Regions from separate parts of the Homo sapiens genome. Here region 2 is linked to region 1. The links are chromatin loops, found by intact Hi-C in ENCODE. Cell type or tissue: B cell. All regions are shown on one strand.

Region 1 (8,000 bases):
GTGTACATCCAAAATTTAGCTGTGAAGTGGATGGACTGAGGCAGAACTGGAGGCAAGAAAATGTCACAGTAATTCTAAAAAAGATGATGTACAATTAGAGCAAGAGAGTAGCACTGAAATTGAAGAAAAATAGATGCGTTTGAGAGAAAATTAGGAGGTAGAATCAACAGATTAGATGTAGGGATGAGAAGGGTCAAAGATGACACTAGGGTTTTTAACTGGAGCAAGTAGGTAGACAGAACATTTCTTCCTGAAAGGGCAGGTCAGATCATGTGTTGTCTCAAAGGGCATGAAGAGTAGAAAGCCTGGGACAGATCCTGAGATGACCAATACCCATGGTGCAGGGAGAGGGAGGGAGATCTGCTAAAAAGACTGCAAATGTCAGGATAGTAGAAAATCATGAGTGTGTGATGTCCTGGAAGTTGAGACAGTATCACATTTGAGAACATTTAAATTGGTAACTCTGACAAAAAGCTGGAGGCCAACTGTGAATGCCCATGAGAGTGAGAAGCTCCCACACTTTTGTGGGCATCAGAAAGCCCACCAGGTTCCTGCAGTGAAGATCTGAGAAGGATCCTCTTGTGGCTTTGGCAGGGAGAGAAGAATTATTATGAAATACACCCCAGAACCTTCTTCAAAACAAAGGCCTACTCTCAAGGGGAAAACATTTTGCCAGAGTCTTATCCCAGCTGGGAGAAGGTAATTCTTCCCACTGCAGCCTCATCTAGGCTTTCTGTCTCACTTAAGGGAAGAAAATTAGTCAACAGGGATCAGAGCTTCATGAAAATAAATTGGAAATGGTGCAGCCAGGAAAGGAGCAAAGGTCTGAGGAGGAGGAGAAGGAGGAAGAGGAGTTGTATCATTATAAATACTTGAGGAAGAGGAGGAGAAGGAGGAGGAGGAGGAGTTGTATCATTATAAACACTTGAGGAAGAGGAGGAGGAGAAGGAGGAGGAGGAGTTGTATCATTATAAACACTTGAGGAAGAGGAGGAGGAGAAGGAGGAGGAGGAGGAGTTGTATCATTATAAACACTTGTGACGGTCCCAGCCCCAAGATATAGGCATGCTAATAAACTGAGGCTTAACACTTTGACTACAGAATGCTGCTTCTCCCTAACACCATCAAGGCTCCAACTGAATAACAATGAATTATGAATGAAAGAGCTGTAAGGAGAGACAAAAGTTAGAATGAGACAAGTATTGTTATCTAGAGATGCCAAGAAGGCAAGGAAGATAACTAAAAAGGCACTCTGGATTTAGAAATAGGAAGTCATTAGTGACCTTGTAAATAATGGAGCCAGAGGAATACCAAGGGCAGAAGCCTCACTATAGTGTGTTGCACCTGTCAGAGGTCAGGAGGTGTAACTGACTCTCCCACAGTGTGGCTTTGGAAGAGAGAAGTCAGCAGCTGCATGGAGATTTGGGAGAGGGAAAGCTTTTTTTTTTTTTTTTTAATTGGAAAAGACTGAGCTATGTGTAAATAGAATAAGACAGGAAGAGTGTAGACACAGGAAAGAGGGCAGACAAAAACAAGTGCACAGTTATCTAAGGGAAACAATGGGATCAAGCTGCAAGTATATAAACTTGTCTTGATAGAAGAATCCTTGATCTGGTTTATTCAGTGTTTGGTCCAAACCCACATCCCTGTTCTGCCTGTCTCTGACTTGCTCTGTGCCCCAGAAGCCCAGCTTCTACAGATAGCATTAGCTGGGCAGCCCTGCCCTCTTGCAACAGCTGGATTTGGCCAGTGATCAGCCCAGCAGGAATGTAGATGGCAAAGGAGAGAGAGGTTAGTGTACTTATTCCCTGCATCACCCCCCTGCTTGGTGGGCAGCTCTTCCTCCACAGTCCCAGCTCTGGCCTAGCTCTGGTTACAGGTTCCCTCCCATTGCCTCTTCAGATTTAAAGGTGTGTCTGTCAGGGTATAACTGGGAGCTAGAAATTGCACTGAAATTGAACAAAGAATTTTATGGGAATGGTTGTTAACTAGTTATAAGAGGACTGAAAATGGAAAAGTGGACAAACGTATCAGAGATAGTAATGACAGAAAGCAACTACCACCTCCAGGTTTAGGAGAACAAGGAAAAGATTCTTTGAAGAGATCCCCAGAACTGGGACCTCTGAGGAGTGTATGCTGGACCACTGATGATGATATGTCTGTAGATAGAGGCATGATGAGGCTGATTTTAGGAGCATGGAAGATCTCCAAACTGAAGCCAACTGCTGTTACTGGATTCAACTGCCACTGCCAGGTTGAAGAACCCATTCTGTGAGGATGTCAACAAACAAAGTGGGAAATCTTTTCACATCCTTCCAGCCCTCTAGTCTTCCTCCAGTGCTTTCTATTGGTAGGGTTTGGGGAGGTGGCTAGCAAAGCGGTATTGGAAAAGATAGAAGAGACTAAATCTTCATAACCAGCACAGGGTGACACTGGATCACTACTGTTGCTGATCTTGGGCTGCCTCATATCCCCTGTTCTTCCCATTAGCCCTGTCACAACTTTGTAGATATCCCTTCATTATATGCCCTTCATATATTCTTTTGGTTTAACTTTTTCTGTTGGAATCCTAATATGGCACTCCTCCATTTTTCAGGACCAAAAGAGTATAAAAGATTATCTTTTACCAAAAAAAAGACAAAAAACTGATCTAATTCCTGATTTGATCATTACACAATCTATACATGTATCAAAATATCACATAGTACCCCATAAATATATACAACTGTGTCCATTAAAAATAAAAATTAAAGAAAAGATGGTAAATATAGCTCTGTCAGGCAGTGGAGGTTTTACCACGATGGCTGTTATTTCCCCCATGAAGGGGGGAGTGAGGGAGCAGCTGAAAGTAGGTGCTTATAGGGGTATAGAGGGGCTCAAAGCTTTGAGAGAGGAGAATGTCTGAAAGAGCTGCCAAATAGCATGCAGGTCCCATGGGGGCAGAGCCTCTGCTCATTCACCAGTGCCTCTTCAATATCTACACTTAAGCCTAACACAAAGTGTGTGCTTAATAAGTATTTGCTGAGTATGTAAAGTGGAAACAGAACCAATCTGGCAAACTTTGTAGGACTGGTGGGCAATGAAGATCAGTCAGGTAAAATCTGTGGATATAAATTTATATTGATCAAAAAATTCAAGGTTAGGTGTTTTTCTTCAGTCATGCTCAACGATGCTTCAGCCATGCTCAACTCTTCTGTAGCCACAGAAAAAAGTTTACCCATAATCGAGCTGTGTCTGTGTCTGAATAATGAAAAGACCATGATGCAAGGGAGTTGGAGACACAGAAACAGTGTTTGAAGTAATGGGTAATGGAAGCATGCTACCAGGGAAAGGAAAGAAGTGGCAATAGGAAGGAACAGAGATCTGTGGTCCTATGTCCCCTGAGCATATTCACATGTTAAAGCTAATTCAGTTTTCAATCATCATTAAAATTTTGTTCCTAAATATATGGCCATTATTTTCCACAACCACACTAAAACTTTATTACCTCTGGCAAGTGACTATGCAAGTAACTAAGAGCAAAAATATCCACAACTACCATTTGAGCTATCAATTTAGGGAAAGTCATCTGGCTATAATCTAAGTGACCCTCCACTGAATGTCAGTATCTTTGCATATGTGATTTAAATCTGGGCCTTCGCAACACCATGAACTGTTCTTGTCTTGAATATCCAGATTGAAGGAAATAATCTGAGTAGTTACGAGTCCTGAAGCTAGAAAGATGGAAACCCCATTTGCTCATCAGAAAGCCTTAGAGCTTGGGCGCTGGCGGGTCCTGTCTCACCGGGACAGAGGGGCTCTTTCCTCCCCATCTGATAGTCTGATAACTAGAGAAGCCGGCCAACTTATTCTCCAAGAAGGAGCCATCTTAGTTCCTCCTGAAATGTTCATATTTAGAAATTATTGTTTGTCAGTAATTTAACCCCTTAATGGGCTTGCCTTGTGGTCCATACCACTGAGTGCAGAGCTTGCCTGGAAGAATTGTGAGGGCCATTCCATCTTCCAGGCAGTAGAGTTCAGTACTTCTTTAAAATTGCTGCTGAACTCTGTATTTGAAAAGAAAGAATCATTTGGGTGTGGTAGCTCACACCTGTAATCCTAGCGCTTTGGGAGGCTGAGGTGGGAGGATCATTTGATGCCAGGAGGACCACTTGAGACCACCCTGGGTAACATAGCAAGACCCTGTCTTTAGAAAAAAAAAATACAATAAAATAAATACAATAAAAATAAAAGCAAAAAGAAAGAGTCCATCTTAGGGACAGACTGTAACTACTCACTGGAGCTTACCTTTACATAGTTCAGGATCAATTATAATAAAACACTTTTGTGCAGATTCAATAGGATTATTTTAATCCCCATCATCTCTCTGAGTTTCCAGTCAGTTTCTCTGCATGTAGACACCCTTCTCCAGCCCACCATTGTCTCTCCTCCTATAGCTCCACCAACAAATCAGAACTTTTTCTAACTGCACCTAGTGCACCTAGAGTCTACTCCAGAATGCTCATGGAGAAAGTTTCTGAAAGGTAAAACTCTGAATGATATTTGTAGCTAAAGGGAGACTTGCTAGAGACAATAAGCTAATAGTTGTAGACTTCAGTAGAAGAGGAATGACACTGCAATGTCAGGGTGCAGGACTTCAAGAGGGCAGAGTATGGAAACCCAATGGGAAAAATGCTCACCAGGAACATGAAGAGAAGGAATTACGTGTAAGGATTTCTCAATGTGTTCCCAAATTTGCCCAGCAGAGGGAGGCCTCGGGTTGATGGCAGGCTGACCACACAATTAAAGAAGGCTGAACCTGGGGGCTTTTAACAACCATCGTGGGCTCTACTGTAAGCATTTAGAAAAAGAAAGTTATCCATTCAAAAATATATATATTTTTAAACTTCAGAACAAAATTATGAAGAGCTATATTTACTTTTCTACATTCTAATTTTTATAAATCTGAGTATATTTTGCATATATTGTTATAGTACATATTCAATTTTGTATTTTGCTGTTTTCACTTAACCATTTTTACTAGATTACTCTGTGTTCATAATAATCACTTTTTTAAAACTTTTATTTTTATTTATTTATTTTTTTTTTGAGTCAGAGTCACACTCTGTCGCCCAGGCTGGAGTGCAGTGGCGTGATCTTGGCTTACTGCAACTTCCACCTCCTGGATTCAAGCAGTTCTCCTGCCTTAGCCTCCTGAGCAGCTGGGATTACAGGTGTGCACCACCAAGCCCGGCTAATTTTTGTATTTTTAGTAAAGACGGGGTTTCACCATGTTGGTCAGGCTGGTCTCCAACTCCTGACCTCATGATCTGCCCACCTTGGCCTCCCAAAGTGCTGGGATAATCACTTTTTATGCTGCATAATTCTTCAGATTTGTCAGTACGACTGTATTTACACTCATTTGTTTTATTAGAAAGAATTCCAGAATATTTTGGCTGCCCTAATTAATTTTACAATTAATATGATTTTGAAATTGGGTATTGGCTCCTTCTGAATTGGTTTATTAAAATATATTCTAATGTAATTTATGACATTTTCATCATATTAGCATATTTATTCTGTTAGAATTTCATAATTTATAAAGCTACAAACTGTATGTGATATAGCTTGTAACTTTATCTCATAACTTTATGCAGTTACAAGTAGAAATAAAATGTTCCCCTCAAGATTGCTTAAAATTTTATTATAAACAAGTGTAAAAAACAAAATCACTAAAACACTCCCTCTTTTTTCCCCCAAAATGCATGTTTCCATTTTAACAGAACCCGTATTTAATCAGCAGATTTCTATGGTGGCTAGATTTGTAGACTAAATATTAAAAGTCCCAAAGCAAATGCATTTTTCTCTTAAATTTTACTGACTTTTTTTTTTTTTCTTTTTCTGAGACGGAGTCTTGCTCTGTCGCCCAGGCTGGAATGCAGTGGCACAATCTCGGCTCACTGCAACCTCCGCCTCCCGGATTCACGCCATTCTCCTGCCTCAACCTCCCGAGTAGCTGGGACCACAGGCGCCCGCCACCACGCCCAGCTAATTTTTTGTATTTTTAGTAGAGACAGGGTTTCACCGTGTTAGCCGGGATGGTCTCGATCTCCTGACCTCATGATCTGCCCACCTCAGCCTCCCAAAGTGCTAGGATCACAGGCATGAGCCACCGCGCCCCGCCTACTGACTTTTATCCAAAGAAAATATAAGAGCTCTTCATCATAACGTATGTTTCTTGCTCTTGTTATTAAATATGACACATTTAGACTTAAACTGATTTGAAGGTTTATGACATTGTTTAAGTTATTACATAATTAATTCATAAAGATAATGACTAGTTTGAACTACTGACAGCTCACACATCATCAGTTGAACAGCAGAAAGCTTACTAAGCTACTTTCTTATGTTTCTGTCTCCCAGCTACTAAAAGAAACGAAACCCTTCCAGGTGTTAAGGCAAAACTTTCCTCCCCCTTTCTTCTATAAATCTGATTCCATGTTAGTGAAATTTCTACTGATGGCTTTGGTTTCCTCTATAGTAGAATAGAGATCCTATGGCAAAAGTCATGTCTGACATGGTAGCAAATAGAAATGGGGAAAAGGAAGGTCTGCAAGAGCCAATGTGGGAAATGGGGAGAGGACTGACTACAAAAACCCAGCAGGAATTCCAGAAGAAAACTCCTCAGGACGGGCACATTGGCTCATGCCTGTAATCCCAGTACTTTGGGAGGCCGAGGTGGGCAGATCACTTGAGTCCAGGAGTTTGAGACCAGCCTGGTCAACATGGCGAAACCTCATCTCTACAAAAAATAAAAAAATTTGTCAGGCGTGGTGGCATGCACCTGTAGTCCCAGCTACTCAAGAGACTTAAGTGGGAGAATCACTCGAGCCTTGGAGGTGGAGGTTGGTGAGCCGAGATCACGCCACTGCATTCCAGCCTGGGCGACAAAGTGAGACGCCATCTCAATCAATCAGTCTCCTCGAAAAGCAACATTATGGAGAGACAGGATTCCGTCAAGGCCTGGGGCACACAGGAAAATATTAAGGCAGAAGAGAGTTTCCTCCCCACACCACACCGTATCCCACAGGCACTGCGGATGTGCATATGCAAGAGGGGTTGATCCTAAGAATTTAGAGTCACAGAGGAGGAGGCACCAAGCAGACTGTGGAGAAAGTCATGACCAGAAAGGGACAGAATGTAAAGCTTCAGCTGATTATCTGGCCTCAGGGATTCCAGAGGAACTGGTCCCAATGGTCTCCTGGTGATGTAGGTTCTTAGGTTTCTTTTACAGGGGTTTTCTGGGAGATCGTTGACCCAGTTAGCATTCAAGCAACTTCCACCCTGCACTTTTATTCTTTCCCCTTCACCTGCTTAGGTTTTATCTGTCCAGGAAATAATAATAAAATTATTGAGCCCTGGACATGTACCTGTAAAGCTCCTTAAAGATGATGCCTTCTAACTCCTCATTCAACAGATACAAAAACATTACAATAAAATGACTCATGCAAGACACCCAGGTAGTTTATAGCAGCTAATAAAAACAGAATAACTATAAAATATGGTAAGTTTATAAAAGTTACATTGAGTATACTTTATAAGAACTGCTTATTGAGTTTGCCTAATAACCACACAGCACAATAATAATATGTATATATTTTTAAATATGTGTAAATATGTGTAACACAAACTTGTAGAAGGTATATCTGAGTACAACCCTATTCTGTTTGGTTACCTTTTCTAGTTCATTATGTAAGTGGCATAGCTACCTAAGGACTTATGCTTATAAATGTTACTCAAAAAAATACAGAGGACATATGTGGATAGATAATGGAAGAGATAAGATAGGTAGGTTGAAGGGTTGGGCTGCCCCTCCACACCTGTGGTTGTTTCTCGTTAGGTGGAATGAGAGACTTGGAAAAGAAAGAGACACAGAGACAAAGTATAGAGAAAGAAAAAAAGGGGTCCAGGGGACCGGTGTTCAGCATACGGAGGATCCCACCGGCCTCTGAGTTCCCTTAG
Region 2 (8,000 bases), 390 kb after region 1:
ACCAAACAATTCCTAGATTATTTGGCCCCTGCTTAGTATATCCTTCTCATTCTTAATTTAGGCCTTGTGCATGGCACAAACAGAAAAAGGAATATGTGTGGTTTAGTATTCTAGGGGTTTTCTGGGAGGCTTCAACCCTTGCTCCATGAGCGGCACCCCCGACCGCCATCTGGCTGGTCCGAGTGGGCTCTCTGGGACCCACAACTCCTGATGGGCTCCATTGCTGCTCCAGCACTTAGCTTCACTGGGTTCCCGGATGCAAGCATGGTTCTCTTCACTTCTACTGACACTTTACAAGGGTAACAAGAATCAAGGTGGTGTCTGTTGTGTCAAAATCCCAAAGGACCTCGAGAAGTCAGTTAGTCCCCTCTGCCTTAAGGGCATCTTTCTTTTAGGGACATATCACAAATTCTAATATATTCACAAAACAAACACAAAAGCCCACACATTTTGAGAAAAGATCTGCCAGCCACCAGCTCAGATGTACATGGTAAAGCTGCCTTTCCATGTGTGTGCTTTTTTGTTTTAAGACGGAGTCTTTGTCATCCAGGCTGGCGTGCAGTGGTGTGATCTCAGCTCACTGCAACCTCCGCCTCTCAGGTTCAAGTGAGTCTCCTTCCTCAGCCTCCTCAGTAGCTGGGATTATAGGCACCCACCACCAAGCCTGGCTAATTTTTGTATTTTTAGTAGAGGTGGGGTTTCACCATGTTGGCCAGGCTGGTCTCAAACTCCCTACCTCAAAGTTCATCCACCCACCTTGGCCTCCAAAAGTGCATGTATTCTTGATTGATGGTGACAGAATATGGAGAAGTGTGTCAGTTCAGGTTCTCCAAGAAGCATGTGCCCAGATGGGATTAGACCGCAGAATATTTATTTATTGGGGGAAATGGCTGTGAAGCATAAAAGTGGAGGGAGCAGTAGCAGGGAGTGCCTTCAGATCATATTCAGGTTGATCACCTGTAAAAGAAGATTGGGAAGGAAGAAAGGAGATGTGGGTAGGAAGAGCTTTTGCGCAGCTCTCAGAAAGCCTTGGCCAGGCCAGAGGAGGGCCCTAGAGCAAAAGTTGCTCAGTAGAGTCCTGTGTTGGGCAGCTCTAGTGTACCAGCCGTCCTCGGTGGTTGGCAGGGAAAGTGGGGGTGGCCTAGCCACAGCAAGACCACTGTAGAGGGTCTCAAGGTGTGGCAGCTGGAAGCTGTTAGCCATGGTCGGCCCCCACACGCTCTCCATAGCCAAGTTCTCTTGAAGTTCTCTTGAAGGAGCATCTGAGTGGACCTCTTGACCACTACAAGGAGAGGGAAAATGATGACGAATCCTTGCTCAGCCACTTCACTGGATGCCTGCCTTTAGTCTATAGGGTTTATCTTTATAATCTTAGCTCTGATTACATTATTGCTTTAAAAAATGCAATGGCTCCTACTGCATAGCATCAGGATCCAACTCCATAATAAAGCACCAAGGCTATTCACTATCTGGGCTTCTCTCGACTGCCTCTTTGAGGATAGTTCTTATGCTGAAACCCAGAGAGAGGTCCTAACCAGCAGCACGTGTGCCTTTTACCACATAGCATTCTAAGTGAATGTGAACTTGATTGCTCTGTGAGCACTTTCTGTATCTTCCCACTATTCTCTATGGTTGAATATGGGCCACATCACACATTTACAGGGGGTACAGCTAGGAATCAGACACTGTTCCTGTACTTATGAAGGTGTGACTTCAAGGCCTTGCACAAACATTGCCTCCTCTGAGGTTCCTGAGCAGCACAGGTAGACCTAACCCCCTTTCCACATCACTGTTTGTCATGAGTATGGTTCCATCACACTGTATTGTTTTGGGTTGGGTTATGGGTCTGTTTCCTCATAGCCTGTTAGCTCATGGAGGTACCATGCCCATCTTTTGTCTTCTGATGCGTCTCCCAGTTTGACAGCCATAAGAGGTGTTTATTCCCATCAGCATTTATGACAGCAGAGCTACAGCTGGAGGAAGCAATCTTCTGTCTTTCTGCCCTCATGAAGTCACGCAAAGGCAGCAAACCATCTGGTCTACATTATGGGCACTTACGCATATGCCAGACACCTGAGCTGGGGACAGGGCTAGTGGAAGATGATGAGGGAAATAGTCATGTCATGCCGACCCCACCTTCTATCATTCTTCTTTCCAATAGATAACCACTGCTTGCAACGCTTCAAATCATACTTCTTTGCTCACACTTGCATCCTTCATATGACCCTTATGCATGGTAATGGGAGGTGGATCAAACTCCTAATTCTATATTCTTCTGGTAAATTTTATCATTTTTCCCAAGGGGGAAAACAGGCAGTGGCATTACTACGTTATCTTTATTTCGAAGGTAATAGTTCCCAGATTGCTTATCTGAGAACATTGATTATTTTGGATTTTGGAAACAAAACCAAAGTTCACCACCCTGAGCCAGTCCAAACTAAAAATGTAACTGGAGAAGGCCCAAATTCCACTTGTAAAATCATTTTATTGGTATAAATATACATATGAATAAAATACTTCCAGCCTGTAATGTAAGTGAATATTTGTGAAATGTCTTATAAAGAGTAGTATTTTGATTTTTACAGGTGTCAAAGTATTCTCTCTTAAAATCACACATTAAAAGCTAATATGCAGACAGAAATTAAAGGCCTTCAAAAACATGAATATTCATAAAACCTCATTCCAATCAACTATATACATTAATCTGGGCACATGGTAAAATCAGCCATGGGCCTCTCTCACTCTGTTCTTAGCTGTGCTCGTTGATGGTATGCAAAGGTCACCGACCAAGCTTTAAATGTACAATTCCACATCAGGAAGGAAGAAGTTCCCCATGGGAGAAGGTAAAAACCATACCCAAGATCTAATATATATAATCTATACAAATTATTAGTGTGCTCTGTTAATATAATTACAATGTGCAATTGCATACATCAAGAATAAATTGCTATATTGAGTCCTGTGCGGATTTGACACAGGTACACTTAGCAGTACTCCGAGGTCTGCTGTGGTGTTACTTGTGTGAGTGTGTGTCCAGTTATTTCATTTATCTCCAAAAACTCATCTTGCAGGGCAATCTGTAGCTGCCTCAGATAAATTCAAGTAGGGCCCATGGGATAATTGCTGGCTTTCATTAAAGGCATATGAAGGAATGTTTAGAAATCAAATGCAAAGGGTTGGAGGAAGACCAAACAAATGTGCTTTGATTACCAAGAAATGGATCTGTTTCTATACAAAAAAAAAAAAAAAAAAAAAAAAAAAAGGCAGGGGATGGGGGTGGGGGCGAAATAAAGAAAAAGAAGAGAATAAAGCACCCAGAGAAGAACGCCTGGGAAGAAAAGATGTTGCCCTTGGTTCCTCTCTGATGGCTACCAAAGCACCCTGCACAGGAAGACTTCTGCGTGGGTGACCTTTACACAAAAATAAACTCTTTTTCTGCTTCTTCCCCGGAGTCATTAGATTTGCTGCCTTGATGGCCATCTTTACTGGAGGACCGTTGCTTTTGTTCTTGATACTCCTGGGCCTGCTGGCCCCAGCTTCTCCTTGAAACTGAAATAAAAAGGGAAGTCGCACAGTTTACTGACAAAGTAATACCAGTGGCCTGACTGATAATGGGCTGAGATGCAGTAGCCTTGAAGGTTTGGGGGAGGGGAGGGGGCCAGGGTGAACTTTCTCAGAAACAAACTTGCTATTATGTTTAGAGACTCTAGACAGAAATGTAAAACAAACCAACAAAGCAGAAACAACATGAGAAAACACACACAAAAACAGTCTATGACAGGGTGAACCTCTCATAGATGTGGGCAAGAATCTGAGGTTAGGACCCCCGAGGAAAGGATGGTGGGGAAGCGGAGGGAGATGCCAGGAGGGAGGAGGGCTTTGAAGCGGTTCTGCTCCAGGTGACCTCCTCAGTCATAGCTGCCCCCTCACACAGCACAGAGAACAGGGCAGACAGAGCTTTGAGGAGATGCTGGGTGGACAAATGTCCCATTCGATGCCTTCTGCAGATGATTTGGGGCTTGTCATTCCTGCTTGTGGGACAGGATATCAGCAAAGGCCTCAGGAATCTTTGTCAGACCTTTCTGTGACTCAGAAAACCTCAGTTTCACCCTCTAGGAAATAAATACTTTAAAGTCTAGTGAAAAAGCATTAAATACTGCCTATGACACATTCAACCATTTTGGAATCACCCTCCAGGTAAAAGAATTACCATTATTGTTGCCTGCTCTGATTACACATAAATATGAAGAATCCACTGAGGCTTTATAAAGCAGCGATAGGAGAATCATTACTGGAACAGAGCCTCTGTCATGTGTTAGGCACTCTCTGTTTTATTATCGCTATTCCTCACAATTACCTTCTGTAAGGCAGGTTTTGTAAAACTTGAAACCAGGATTTAAACTAGATCTGTCTCTCCAAAGCCTATGTTCTTTCCAACTAGAACATGGCTTCACTGCTATGATACCTTGGGAAAAGGTTCGGATGCTGTACTCCAGCATAGCTATTAAGGATTATTAAATACTATTCATCTTGTCTATTGTATAGACAGATCTTGAGCTAAGAATACTAAACCCACACACTTTGTGCCAGCCTGAAGGAAGAGTACAGCTACCTCATCACTCGGAAGTTCCAATGATCTAACCAGGAACACACTACATCAATCCTTTAAAAGCTATAGGATTCATTTGATGCTTCTAATCACTTGATTTTTGCATTCTGCTAAAAAAAAAAAAAACTTATCTTGCTGGCTACTAAAATGTTGAACTCACTGAAGAGTGTTTCAGGAAGTGAAAGCTCATTAAACCTAACAGTCAAAATGCAAACCTAATAGAGTACTTCTCCTGCCAATACTGGTATTAGAGCCAGATGCTGGTATTTAGACAATAAAAATTTAAATCTTTAGTTAATGACATTAAATTGAAATAACTCAAAACTCTGAAAGGAAAAAAACCTTTCAAATCTGATAATAAAAGTACGTAATTTCTTAAATTGTGACTTCTTTTTGTCCAACAGATTCAGGCAAATTCTCAAACTGGGGGAAGAAAGCAACAAACAAATATTATCATTGATTTCTATTATTTTTTCTTTTTAGAAACAGGGTCTTGCTCTGTCACCCAAACTGAAGTGCAATTTCTATTTTTAAGTTTGTGTTGGGTAAAAAAATTAAATGCACTTGTTTGGTCCTTTCACAACTGTCAGTAAGCCAGGTTTAGAGAACAAAGGTGAATAAATGTCAATAAATATTTTGCTCTTTATCACAAAACCAATTTGATACTAATAGACAAAGAATCCTTTAATTACTAAGAACAAAAGAAAGTAGGGAAGACTTATATTATCTTCATCCTGAAAACATTTTACAATAAACCCAACCTCAAACTACAGCATTTCTTGTGGTATCTGCTAGAAAATATTTTTCATCGTTTTAAAACCAAAATAGGTTGTTCCTCTATATTAAATTACTCAAAAATACACTACAAGTTCAAGGGAAGAAACAAATATAATACACTGCTCATTTGTCTTCAGAGCAAATATATTTGTTCTAATTCTTAGATTTAAAGGATAATCAAGCTTTTCATTCTTCCCAATATTTTTGTTTCCTGGCAATCTTGGGTCTAACTCATGTTGTATGATACGACATAAGAGTACTTTCTAAAAATGGAGAAATTCAAGAAACCAAAAATGTTTATGTCACAGATAAAAAACTGAGATAACCCTATAGACCAGGGTCATTACAACAGGCATGATTAAAATTCAAAGAAATCCAACATAGAAATCTTCTTGCAAAAAGTAGGTTGTCCTTCAGTCTCCACCTAAATGTTGATTCTTTTGAGTCACTGACACCAGGCTTCCAAATTCTCCAGGACTCAGGGGTTGTAGGAGGAAAAATAATATATTATTTCAAGAGGGCTGTCAAAGAATTTCACTATGGTGGCGACTTTATTTAGAAATTCATTCTAAATATATTCACCTCCATTGATTAAACTCTACCAATTGTGAATGTGCATGTGATAATGAGACTAGTACCAGGCTGACATGTTCTTAGTATAGTAGGTAAGCACCATTCAAGAACAGGAAAACTAAGGCATAGCGAGATCAAGGACCTAAAGTTATGCAATTAATGTGATGAGTTTGAAGGTCAAAGCATTTGTTCTTCTCGTCTCCACCCTTATTAGTCCAGATCCCTAATGTGAACAACTTTGTAGGACGAACGTTCTTTGTCGTTTGTTTTCCAGCCCTTAAGGGAACATCTATTTGACTGCATGTAATTAAGATGTTGACTACGACTATATTGAAGTAGGTTTAGTCAGGCTTCTATTAAAAGATGGTCTAAATAGAATTACGTCTGTTTGAAACTTAAAACTCCAGAATGTATGTATGTATGTATGCGTGTATGTATGCATGCAAGCATTTATTCATTTATAGATACTGAGTCTCACTCTGTTGTCCAGGCTGGAATTCAGTGGCGCAGTCATAGCTCACTGTAGCCTCAAACTCTTGGGCTCAAGTGATCCTCCTGTCTCAGCTTCCAGAGTAGCAGACACTACAGGTGCACCTCCTCACCACACCCAGCTAATTTTTTATTTTTATTTTTCTATAGACAGAGTCTCATTTGTTGCCCAGGCTGGTCTCAAATTCCTGGCCTCAAGTGATCCTCCAGACTCAGCCTCCCAAAGTGCTGGGATTACAAATGTGAACCACTGTGCCTCGCTAGAATTTATTTTTAAAATATTTATAAGATTTAGACTTTTTACAAATTCAGACAGACCTCCTCTTAGGCAGCTTGAGTTAATGCTTGCTTTTATACAGGATGAAAAAAATCCAATTGTTTCACAAACACTTCTTCAATGCAAGTATTTGTTAAGAGTGCTGGAGCATCTCTATGCGTGTGTCTATTTACATATTTATCACTATTTTACATACTACTAAAGTTAATAGAAGATAAGTAAATGAACAGGTAATTTATTCAAAACAAACACTCCATGTATATACAGACCCTGTCTATAGTGGCAATAATTGGTACAGAGAGGCTCGAACGTGATATCTGTCATTCTTGAAGATGATTTGACATTGCATATATGTGATAATTTTAAAGCTTCTGAAATATGCATATAAATGCAGAATTAGAGAACCATATGAAAATTTGGTATTTTCTCCATTGTAAGCTCCACTGACATCCATATTTTCCAGGAGAAAAACACTATGATGACCTTAAAATAGTATTCAGTAGTTGGCCCTGATTTTTTATACTTTCTAGCAAGAGCCCAACATGCCAACTGTTAAATTTATCTTCAAGAACTCACTTAGGGGAAGCAGAACTTGAGTCTGGTGGAAAAAGTAGAGCAGAGCACTGGCTTACAGACTGCAAGTCACAGCCAAGTATTTATTGGCTGTAGCTTGGATTATGGAAGAGGCAAGTGATATATAAAAGGAATCTTAGATGCCCTGTACAAACAGGAGCCATTACAACGCATTCAAAGCCAAAATCAACTATTTTCTTCAAGAAAATAGGATACACTCTTACAAGAACATCACAACTTATAATTAAATGTAGAGAGGAAATAATATGAAATGAAAAAAATGTGCTTACAAATATTTCTAGTAAAAGAAATTAAGCATTTTACCTGTCAAATCAATATAGTAGCCACACAAAACATAATATTCGTGATAAAAATATGCAGCATGCTTTGAGAACAATATTTGAGAACAATAGCCTCTGTTTGTTTCATGAATACATACTTTAGGAAAATAAGGCTGTTTTAGTGTAAACAAAGCTGCTCTTAAAAGACTTAAAAGAAAGTATAAGCAATTATTTAATAGAATTGATCTGCTAAATGTTATTTTTTTAACCAGGAACTATTCAGAAAGCAGACTGCTACGCAGTTCTCAAAGGTGAAGACAGTCAAGTGCTAGGAATCGGCACTAACAAAACAAAATTAAAATATTATGCATAAAATCACTTTAATTGAAGATCCTGTAAAAATTACTTCTTAATGCCTGTC

Evidence for each region. A loop is a pair of places that touch in the nucleus more often than their neighbours do. Peaks named below come from ENCODE experiments on the same cell type or tissue, not always from the same donor. Only the 100,000 strongest peaks of a DNase experiment are listed, where the experiment ranks them.
Region 2: a loop joins it to region 1, with 11 times the contacts of the local background. A loop is called at or near these places in 2 of 110 quality-filtered maps.

Annotation. Positions count from the first base shown.
Region 1 is chr6:26,000,030-26,008,029 of GRCh38, reverse strand. It overlaps LINC02980 (long intergenic non-protein coding RNA 2980), which reads right to left. Exons shown (of 3, transcript NR_186645.1): 3 at 6,255-6,780. Among named protein-coding and RNA genes, the nearest start is that of LINC02980, 11 kb to the right of the region's middle. RefSeq lists an enhancer at 7,877-8,000. In B cell, CTCF peaks have their summits at 4,524 and 4,726 (motif pointing right); a DNase peak (open chromatin) is centred at 4,729.
Region 2 is chr6:25,614,996-25,622,995 of GRCh38, reverse strand. It overlaps CARMIL1 (capping protein regulator and myosin 1 linker 1), which reads right to left. Exons shown (of 37, transcript NM_017640.6): 37 at 2,466-3,549. The coding sequence ends at 3,413. Among named protein-coding and RNA genes, the nearest start is that of SCGN, 33 kb to the left of the region's middle. In B cell, no CTCF peak of the experiment used is centred here; a DNase peak (open chromatin) is centred at 4,775.